Linked DNA regions of Homo sapiens: region 2 is linked to region 1. The links are chromatin contacts, found by Hi-C or POLR2A ChIA-PET in ENCODE. All regions are on one chromosome and are shown on one strand. The core of a region is the stretch at or near the end of the contact, and the rest is flanking DNA. Distances in the headings are between cores, read along the strand shown. Region 1 has its middle 34 kb from the start of HEPHL1. Region 2 has its middle 73 kb from the start of HEPHL1.

Region 1 (4,555 bases), core at 808-3,307:
CCATTTTCTCAGGATGGTCTCAAACTGCTGGTCTCAAGCGATTTTCATGCCTCAGCCTCCCCAAAGTGCTGGGGCTACAGGCATAAGCCACTATGCCTGCCTGCTTTATCTCTTTAACAAGCTAAGAAATTGGACAACTGGAACATGCTTTTGGTATTTGTAATAACAGAAAGATGCAAGAAAGAAAAAGAAAAGAAGAGACAGAGACAAAAGAAAAAGAAATAAAGAAGAGAAGGAAGCAGGCAGGCTGGCCGAGTTCATCTAGCCAGAGTGAGACCTGGGCCAGAAATTCCCAAACTGTTCAGAGATGGAACTCACTGGGCAGTTGCCCTGCTCTGAGGCCAACCCTTTGCATAAAGCTAGTGAAGCTCTGGGCTCTATGCTTAAGTAACTTCAAACTGCGTATCTCTTGCTGCCAGATTTGGGCTGTGGGCAATGTGCCAATTCTTGCCCATCTCTGAAACTGTCAAAAATTCTGATTTTAATTTCTTCCTGCCTTCTATCCCTGCATGCAAAGTTCTATTTATCTTTAAACTCAACCTAAAAGCCAACTCTCTTGTGAGGCCCTGAATCCAAAGCTCACCCCAGGCCTTCAGCACCCTTCTAAGCTGACTTTCTAGGGCATGAACTTCTGATCAGTCTTGCACTGCTAGTCTCCTCTGCTCCTTCTTATAATCCAGGCTGGCCTCTCATTCTCTCCCTTCTTTGCAGGGAGAAAGGTACCAGCCAGAATTCACCAGATGAATACATCACTCTTAGGTGCTATGTAGACAGCATAAAAGAGGGTTTGAATAAGAACACAGGTGTTTTATTAGAGGCTTTTTGAACGCTTAATGAAGTCCAGTAAGTACTTCAAGGAAGGCTTCTGTACGAGTAGAAAGAAGCAGTGGGCAACGAAGCAAATAATTCCATTCTTGTGCTGCTAGGCAGCCATATTCTCTGCCTGTGTGCAGTACTTTGTTATATGCAAGATTAATTTGGCAAAGATAGGATTCTTTCCTAGCCTGGGTCTCCTGCAGGTGGCATGGGGCAATAATACATTTATCCTATGGCTGTGTACATGAAAGATAAGGAAGAGCTCTAAAAATTGTAGCTGTCAATTCAGGGGATGGGGTTGGGGGTAAGGCAGCTGTGTGTGTGTGTGTGTGTGTGTGTGTGTGTGTGTGTATGCACGTGTGCATTATATTTCAAGAAAGATTCCTTTGTGTTTCTAATTCATTTGCCTGCTGATAACTGCCTTAAAATATAATAAAATCAGTTTCTTTCATTCATTCATTAAAACATTCATTTACACAGCAAATGTATTATGATGTCCTGTACACATAGAGATTAATAAAACAGTTCCTAACCTGCTTATGGACCTCACAGTCCTGCTTGCTTCAGCCTTACTCATTTATGAATTTGTCCAATTCTTGCCTGTCCTGCCTCCATGCCACTCCTACCCTGTGAGGGCTCTGCAGCCCCCTTTTTCCCTTACATTAATAGACTTTATTTTTTGGAGAAGTTTTAGGTTCACAGAAAAATTGAGCAGAAAGAATAGAGAGTTCCCATATTCTCCTTCACTCTCTACTCAGCTTCTCCTATTATTAACATCTTGCATTAGTGGTGGCACATTTGTTGCAAATGATGAGTCAATATTGCTGCATTATTATTACCTAAAGTCCATAGTTTACATTTGCATTCTTTGTGTTGTACATTCTGAGGATTTTGACAAATATATAATGTATCCACCATTATAGTAGCATATAGAACTTCTCGCTGCCCTAAAAATCGGTCTGCAGCCCCTTTGTTGTCTTGCTCTGTCTCCTTGCCTCCCCTGCCCATGCAATAATAAAGGAAGGTTACACTCACTTGGATTGAAATCAAAGTCTAGCATATATTTAGGTTACCTTGCCCCACCACAGGACCTTGGCTGACTTATTACCCAGACACCACTAAATCTTCACCAAACTTGACAGGAAATCTACCCTGCCTCTCCAGTAGAAAGACCCAGAAGGAGATGAGAAGCTATGTCTCTAGGTTCAGAAAGTTACAAAGAATTCAACTCACTAACAGGGCAATTTAATTTCCTGCTGAGCTGCCCCAGGGAATTCAGGATTTTAGAAATGGCCTTTGTTTAATCTTCATGACTCATTCCTCCTGAACAAACCTAAGTTCTTTAATGGAGCGTTTTGTGTACACAATTTTAGTGGTGCTACAATATGTCTAATGAAGTGATAATTTGTGGATGTACAAAGTATATGAGGCAACAGCAGGGGCCAGTTTGGCAAGCACCAAAGCCAAGCCAGACATTGACCTGATTTAGAAGCTGCACGTTTCCCAGGCCTGGCTCGGCTAACTGCAGCATGCTGGGCACTGGGAAACCTATGGTTGGTTGGGAAGAGCCCTAATGATACATTTTATTTCCTTTTTAAAAAATCTTTAAAATCATTGTTCCAGGAAGGTCGTAGTAATCATTCCAGCTTGCCAAATTGTATCTGAATTTGCTGACAACAGGTGCTTCTGTGGTTAGGAGTGGTGAAGCCCTTCTGTAGAAGGGCATTGGTCTTTGGAAGAAAATGATAAAGCAGGATTCCCCATGGTCTGCAGGGCCGCCCCTGGTGACTGTCAAGGAGGCCAAGACTGTTCTTGGTTCTCATCCAAGAGCTCCTCTGATGATGTTCCGCCCCCATTCCAGATTCCAGTGAGCCACCATCTGATCCCTTCTCCGTGCCTCCCCTATATGCCCCTGGCAGTAGGTACTCCCCCCATCATGGAGCTTATTGTACTGATTGCAACTGTCTCCTCACTTGCTCATCATCCTCACTGCACTGTAAGTTCCTTACTTACTCACTGAGTTCTTGTCAGTCCCTACATCAAGACCAGGCAAAGTATACAGATTAGTTGAATAAATGAATGGACTGAATGGTTGTGGTTGCTCTCTATCTCCATCAATGGCACCCCTTGTGAAACAGAAGTCTCAATGCTATTCTTACTTCTTCCCTCTTCTGCATGTGCTCATTCTAGTCACCAAGTCCTATCTATTCTAATCCTAATACGTGTGTGGAATCCTCATTTTTTTTTTTTGTCCCTTCCTATGTTGAGACTCTGGTCATCTCTTGTCAGGGTTGTCAAATAAAATACAAGATGCCTAGTTACATGTTAATTTCAGAAAAATAATTTTTTAGTATATGTCCCAAATATTGTATGGGACATTCTTATGCTAAAAATTATTTGTTGCTTATTTGAATTTCAAATGTAATTGAATAGTTTTGTATTAAATTTTTTCATTGTGATAAAATATTCATAAAATAAAAATTGACCATTTTAACCATCTTTAAGTGTACAATTCAGAATTCAGTGGCATTAAATATATTCACAATGTTGTACAACAATCACCACTATCCTTTTCCAGAACATTTTTTTTATCATCCCAAATAGAAACCCTGTGTTCTTTAAAAATAATTCCTCACTCTCCCCTATCTGTATCCTCTAGTAACAGCTATTATATTTTCTGTCTCTATGTATATGTCTATTCTGATACCAATAAGGTATTCTTAACAGGAATCTTTGATGTCACTTAATTTGGCAAAAAGAAATCTCTTCTCAAGGGAACTTTAATAACATTTTAATATTATTTTCCATGGATTTTATTTTCACAAACACCAAATTATAGAAATTTGCCAGCAAATAACTTTCATCACAGGAAATAACTTTCATTATATGAGAATATTGGCCTGGGAATATAAAAATCTATGCATGGCCACTGTAAGAAAACTGTAAAATGAATTATATGTAAAATGACATTATATGAAATAAAATAAGCCACTCACAGAAGGACAAATACTACATAAGCCCACTTACATGAGGTATCAAAATAGTCAGACTCATAGACACAGAGCAGAATGATGGTTGCCAGGGGCTGGGGGCAAGGGAAAACGGGAAGTTGCTGTACAGCAGGCATAAGGTTTCAAACAGATAAGATTATTGAATAAGTTCTGGAGATCTGCTCTACAACATTATGCCTATGGTTAATAGTACTGCATTTTGTGCTTACAAACTTAAGAGAGTAGATCTCATGTTGTGTTATTATCACAATTTTTAAAAATGACCAAGAGGATTTTAAAAAGAATATATTCCTCCTCTAAGTAGACTATGGCTAGATGAGAAGCATGTAGGTAGAACCGTAGACAGTAACATAAAAATTGTATAAAGTGGGAAAAAAGACAAAAGAGAACTCCTCCCATCACTCCCACCCCATTTTGTGGATGGGAGAATAAGGAAAAGGGACTGCTGTTGTGCTGGGTTTGTCAAATGTTTAAGCAGAGGCCAAACGGCCATCTATCAGAGATACTGGAGTAGGTTTACTGCACAGGGTGAAATGACGAAAAGGTCCTATCAGCCTGGTTGGATCCTGGCAGAGGGTTTGCATGCAGAGACTTTAATGAAAGGACTACTTACAGCGGCATGGCAAAACAAGGAACAAACTAGAGAAGTTGAGGCACCAAAGACTAGCAACATGAGAAGCAATGACCTCTGTCAGAGCCAAAGAGATGGTAGAAAAAAATAATTACTG
Region 2 (4,555 bases), core at 687-3,186, 38 kb before region 1:
ACAGGATCCCAAGGCAGAAGAATGTTTCTTAGTGCAGAACAAAATGAAAAGTCTCCCATGTCTACTTCTTTCCACACAGACACGGCAACCATCCGATTTCTCAATCTTTTCCCCACCTTTCCCGCCTTTCTATTCCACAAAGCCGCCATTGTCATCCTGGCCCGTTCTCAATGAGCTGTTGGGCACACCTCCCAGACGGGGTGGTGGCCGGGCAGAGGGGCTCCTCACTTCCCAGTAGGGGCGGCGGGGCAGAGGCGCCCCTCACCTCCCGGACGGGGCGGCTGGCCGGGCGGGGGGGCTGACCCCCCCACCTCCCTCCCGGACGGGGCGGCTGGCCGGGCAGGGGGCTGACCCCCCCACCTCCCTCCCGGACGGGGTGGCTGGCCGGGCAGAGGGGCTCCTCACTTCCCAGTAGGGGCGGCCGGGCAGAGGCGCCCCTCACCTCCCGGACGGGGCGGCTGGCCGGGCGGGGGGCTGACCCCCCCACCTCCCTCCCGGACAGGGCGGCTGGCTGGGCGGGGGGCTGACCCCCCAACCTCCCTCCCGGACCGGGCGGCTGGCCGGGCAGAGGGGCTCCTCACTTCCCAGTAGGGGCGGCCGGGCAGAGGCGCCCCTCACCTCCCAGACGGGGCGGCTGGCCGGGCGGAGGGCTGACCCCCCCACCTCCCTCCCGGACGGGGCGGCTGGCCAGGCGGGGGGCTGACCCCCCCACCTCCCTCCCGGACGGGGCGGCTGGCCGGGTGGGGGGGCTGACCCCCCCATCTCCCTCCCGGACGGGGTGGCTGGCCAGGCTGAGGGGCTCCTCACTTCCCAGTAGGGGCGGCCGGGCAGAGGCGCCCCTCACCTCCCGGACGGGGCGGCTGGCCGGGCGGGGGGCTGACCCCCCCACCTCCCTCCCGGACGGCACGGCTGGCCGGGCGGGGGGGCTGACCCCCCACCTCCCTCCCGGATGGGGTGGCTGCCGGGCGGAGACGCTCCTCACTTCCCAGATTGGGTGGCTGCCGGGCGGAGAGGCTCCTCACTTCTCAGACGGGGCAGCTGCCGGGCGGAGGGGCTCCTCACTTCTCAGACGGGGTGGTTGCCAGGCAGAGGGTCTCCTCACTTCTCAGACGTGGCGGCCGGGCAGAGACGCTCCTCACCTCCCAGACGGGGTCTCGGCCGGGCAGAGGCGCTCCTCACATCCCAGATGGGGCGGCGGGGCAGAGGCGCTCCCCACATCTCAGACGATGGGCGGCCGGGCAGAGACGCTCCTCACTTCCTAGATGTGATGGCGGCTGGGAAGAGGCGCTCCTCACTTCCTAGATGGGATGGCGGCCGGGCGCAGACGCTCCTCACTTTCCAGACTGGGCAGCCAGGCAGAGGGGCTCCTCACATCCCAGACGATGGGCGGCCAGGCAGAGACACTCCTCACTTCCCAGACGGGGTGGCGGCCGGGCAGAGGCTGCAATCTCGGCACCCTGGGAGGCCAAGGCAGGCGGCTGGGAGGTGTAGGTTGTAGCGAGCCGAGATCACGCCACTGCACTCCAGCCTGGGCACCATTGAACACTGAGTGAACGAGACTCCGTCTGCAATCCCGGCACCTCGGGAGGCCAAGGCTGGCAGATCACTCGCGGTTAGGGGCTGGAGACCGGCCCGGCCAACACAGCGAAACCCCGTCTCCACCAAGACCAGTCAGGCGTGGCGGCGCGTGCCTGCAATTGCAGGCACTCGGCAGGCTGAGGCAGGAGAATCAGGCAGGGAGGTTGCAGTGAGCCGAGATGGCAGCAGTACAGTCCAGCTTCGGCTCCGCATGAGAGGGAGACCGTGGGGAGAGTGAGAGGGAGAGGGAGAGGGAGAGCGCCTGTTGGATTCCTAAGGGTTAAATGTGGTAGGTTCTACCCCATTACTGTGAGTCATGCAATATTTCTCAAGTGTGCCCATGGGATGTTAGCCCCATAAAAACTGTCCCAGGAGAACATGGTTTTTGTGGTTAAACAAGACTGGGGAATTGTATTTGCTTTTCTTTTCCTGGAGATTAGTAATGTACCCGCTTTGTAAAAGTTCCCAACTCTCACAGTAGAGAAACCTATTAACTTTGTTTTAATCCAGTGACCCCAAATTTATTTGGCTAAAGCCTCCCCTCCTTTTTTCTTTGATAAATGAGTAACATCTATTATTAGGTTTGTGCCTGAATCCCTGTGTTGTTCAAGGATCAGCTGCCATCCTAAACATGCCTTCCAGCTCTAAAGTGAGAGCTACATGAATTTGGGCAGCCACTCAGTCTCTCTGGGTTTTTCTTTTCTTGTTTGTCAAATGGGAGATACATTTCTAAAGTTCGTGGTGACATTTCCACAGGTTTCCTCTAGTAGTACCAGGTGGAAGAAAGAGCAGTAGCATGATAGGCCCAGTAGCATGATGGGCTGCTGGACTAGGTAGGTGTCCCTGCTTTGTTACCCAAGTAGACAAAAAATGGGGCACTACAGCTGAGAAACCCATTGTCTCAGTTATATTTCAGTTCATCCTTGTTTCATAGGATGAATTGAAATACAATTCATAGAACTAGTGTCTAAGCAATAAACTTGGAGAACCACTGGAGAGCGGTCAAGAATATAAATGCCAGAATCAGGCTCAAGACTTAGATTTGTTGACTTTGAATAAGTAACTAAGCCTCTCTGAGCCTGAATTTCCTCATCTGTGAGACAGCAATATAATGCTACTTGCTTCAGAGGATTAACTGAAATACTATAGATAAAGTGTTTAGCACAGGGCCTGGGGTATAGTAACAACTCAATAAATGTGAGTGTCTATCATTATCATCATCATAATTATTATTTTAATTATCATAAAGCCAATGACTTCTTATGTCATGTTTAGAGATCATTTGGGGGGAATGATGATCTTGAGTCTAACAAAGAAGATGAAGTTGAAAAGCTGTTGACCTTTATAAAAATCAGCCCTGGTAAGAAAGTTGATTTTTTTCTCAGCTTCTAAGAACTCTGGAAATTGACATTTACTAAATCCAGTTATTCTGAACCATGGGAAACTGTTTCGCATCTGTCAATAATTTCTTCAGGCTGGCCATAAGCTATTAAGTTTACCCAATTAAGCCAAAAGTGGCCAGTGAAATTCTCCATTTCAAAAGACATTTCACAGTTACTGGCTTACCTCTGGGAGTGTGGAGTTAGGGCAGCAGAGAGACAGCAAGGGATAGGGCAAGGGGAAATGATAGGAAATTCCCGAGAAGCACCGATGTGTCCTTTTTAGATGCATGTACCACAGAAGAGTCTGCAGTGGCTGCAGAGTCCACTGACAACTTGGCTAAGGCAAAGCACAGCTTCCACAGCACCAGTCCTCAGGAGGATGGAAAGTAAGACCGCATTCCAGAGAATGATATGCACAGACTCTTGGTGACTGCCCAGGTGGGTTGGTTGAATAGTTGTCCCTGCTAGTACAAGGGAGAAAATTCAGAACATGGAATAGGTTTTCAGGCCATATTTCATAGGGCTCTATATTAGAGAACTTCCAAATAGTTATTTGAAAATTCAAATATGATTTCAGGCCATATTTCATAGGGCTCTATTATTATTTGTTACTGTAACAAAGACAGTAAAGGGAGGGAGCTGCCACTTACAAGCATCAGAAAAGCACTAGTCTAGTACAGGGGGTTACAGATCTATGGGTCTTTATTGCTCTCACCTTCATAGAGACAGCAGACCTATTATGTGTCCATCAGAGAGAGGGCTGAACAGACATCTTTCCCTCTAATAGCACAACATCTCAGCAAGGCATTGTGAATACAGACATAGCCACTCAACAGGGCATAGGAGGAGATAGAAAGGCATGTGATACAAGTGGGGGTGGTAAAGAGCAATGACTCTGAAGTCCCACAGACCCAGGTCTTGATTCCAGCTCTCTCGCTAAGAAGTTCTGTTAAATAGATAAGTTTCCTAAATGTTTCTGCACCTCAGATTCTTTACGCCTAAAATGGGGTTAAAACAGCATCAACGGCATAGAATGGTTGTGAGGATCAGTAAGATAATAATTAGCACAGTGTCTGTCATGGAGTAGGCATCTATTTCAGTTATGTCATAATTATTAACATAGTATAAGGAAAGGTCTGAGAGGCCTAGAGTAGCTGGAGAAAGCTTCACGGGGAAAAGTGGGGTTCCCTGGCCTTGAAAGAGGCTAGCAGCAGAGAAACAGCGTGGAAGTAAAAACCCTAAGGGATGCAGAGTCAGAGTACCCTAGTTGGACAAAGAGAATATGAAATAGGTTTTCAGGCCATATTTCATAGGCCTCTATATCTTTTGATATCTCTGTCTCTATCTCTACCTTCACTGCTGTCCATATCTGTACCTACTGAATTCCAAGTGAGATTGTAAGTTCCTTAAATTAAAGACTTCTGGGGCTCACCAGCACCTTTACATTTTACAGAAATCTCTTTGGCTGATCTATGGCCAAAGGATTGAAGAGCAAAATGAGACTGAGATACTTGGAGGGCTGTTGTAGGGGCAGAGGCGAAGGGTGATGGACATTTAGAAGAAAGTGACAATAGACTGGGTGGGAGCAGTGGTCA

Evidence for each region. Hi-C counts contacts between places; a loop is a spot of excess contacts on that map. ChIA-PET counts read pairs that join two places held with the same protein, here RNA polymerase II (POLR2A). Pooled maps may share reads with other maps.
Region 2: a map of PC-3 shows a loop between it and region 1 (7-fold over the local background). The contact joins two enhancer-like sites. A Hi-C loop is called at or near these places in 2 of 168 maps with a recorded cell type or tissue (PC-3 and mammary epithelial cell) and 1 of 50 pooled maps. POLR2A ChIA-PET finds 5 or more read pairs at or near these places in 1 of 52 experiments (activated CD4-positive, alpha-beta T cell).

What each region holds. Positions count from the first base shown.
Region 1 is chr11:93,984,719-93,989,273 of GRCh38, forward strand. No RefSeq gene overlaps it. Among named protein-coding and RNA genes, the nearest start is that of HEPHL1, 34 kb to the right of the region's middle. Within about 2 kb of position 2,058, at least 5 of the 41 ENCODE cell types and tissues checked have a DNase peak (open chromatin) inside an H3K27ac peak, as active enhancers do; they include PC-3, where a contact is called at or near this core.
Region 2 is chr11:93,946,420-93,950,974 of GRCh38, forward strand. It overlaps the pseudogene LOC101060084. Among named protein-coding and RNA genes, the nearest start is that of HEPHL1, 73 kb to the right of the region's middle. Within about 2 kb of position 1,937, at least 2 of the 41 ENCODE cell types and tissues checked have a DNase peak (open chromatin) inside an H3K27ac peak, as active enhancers do; they include PC-3, where a contact is called at or near this core.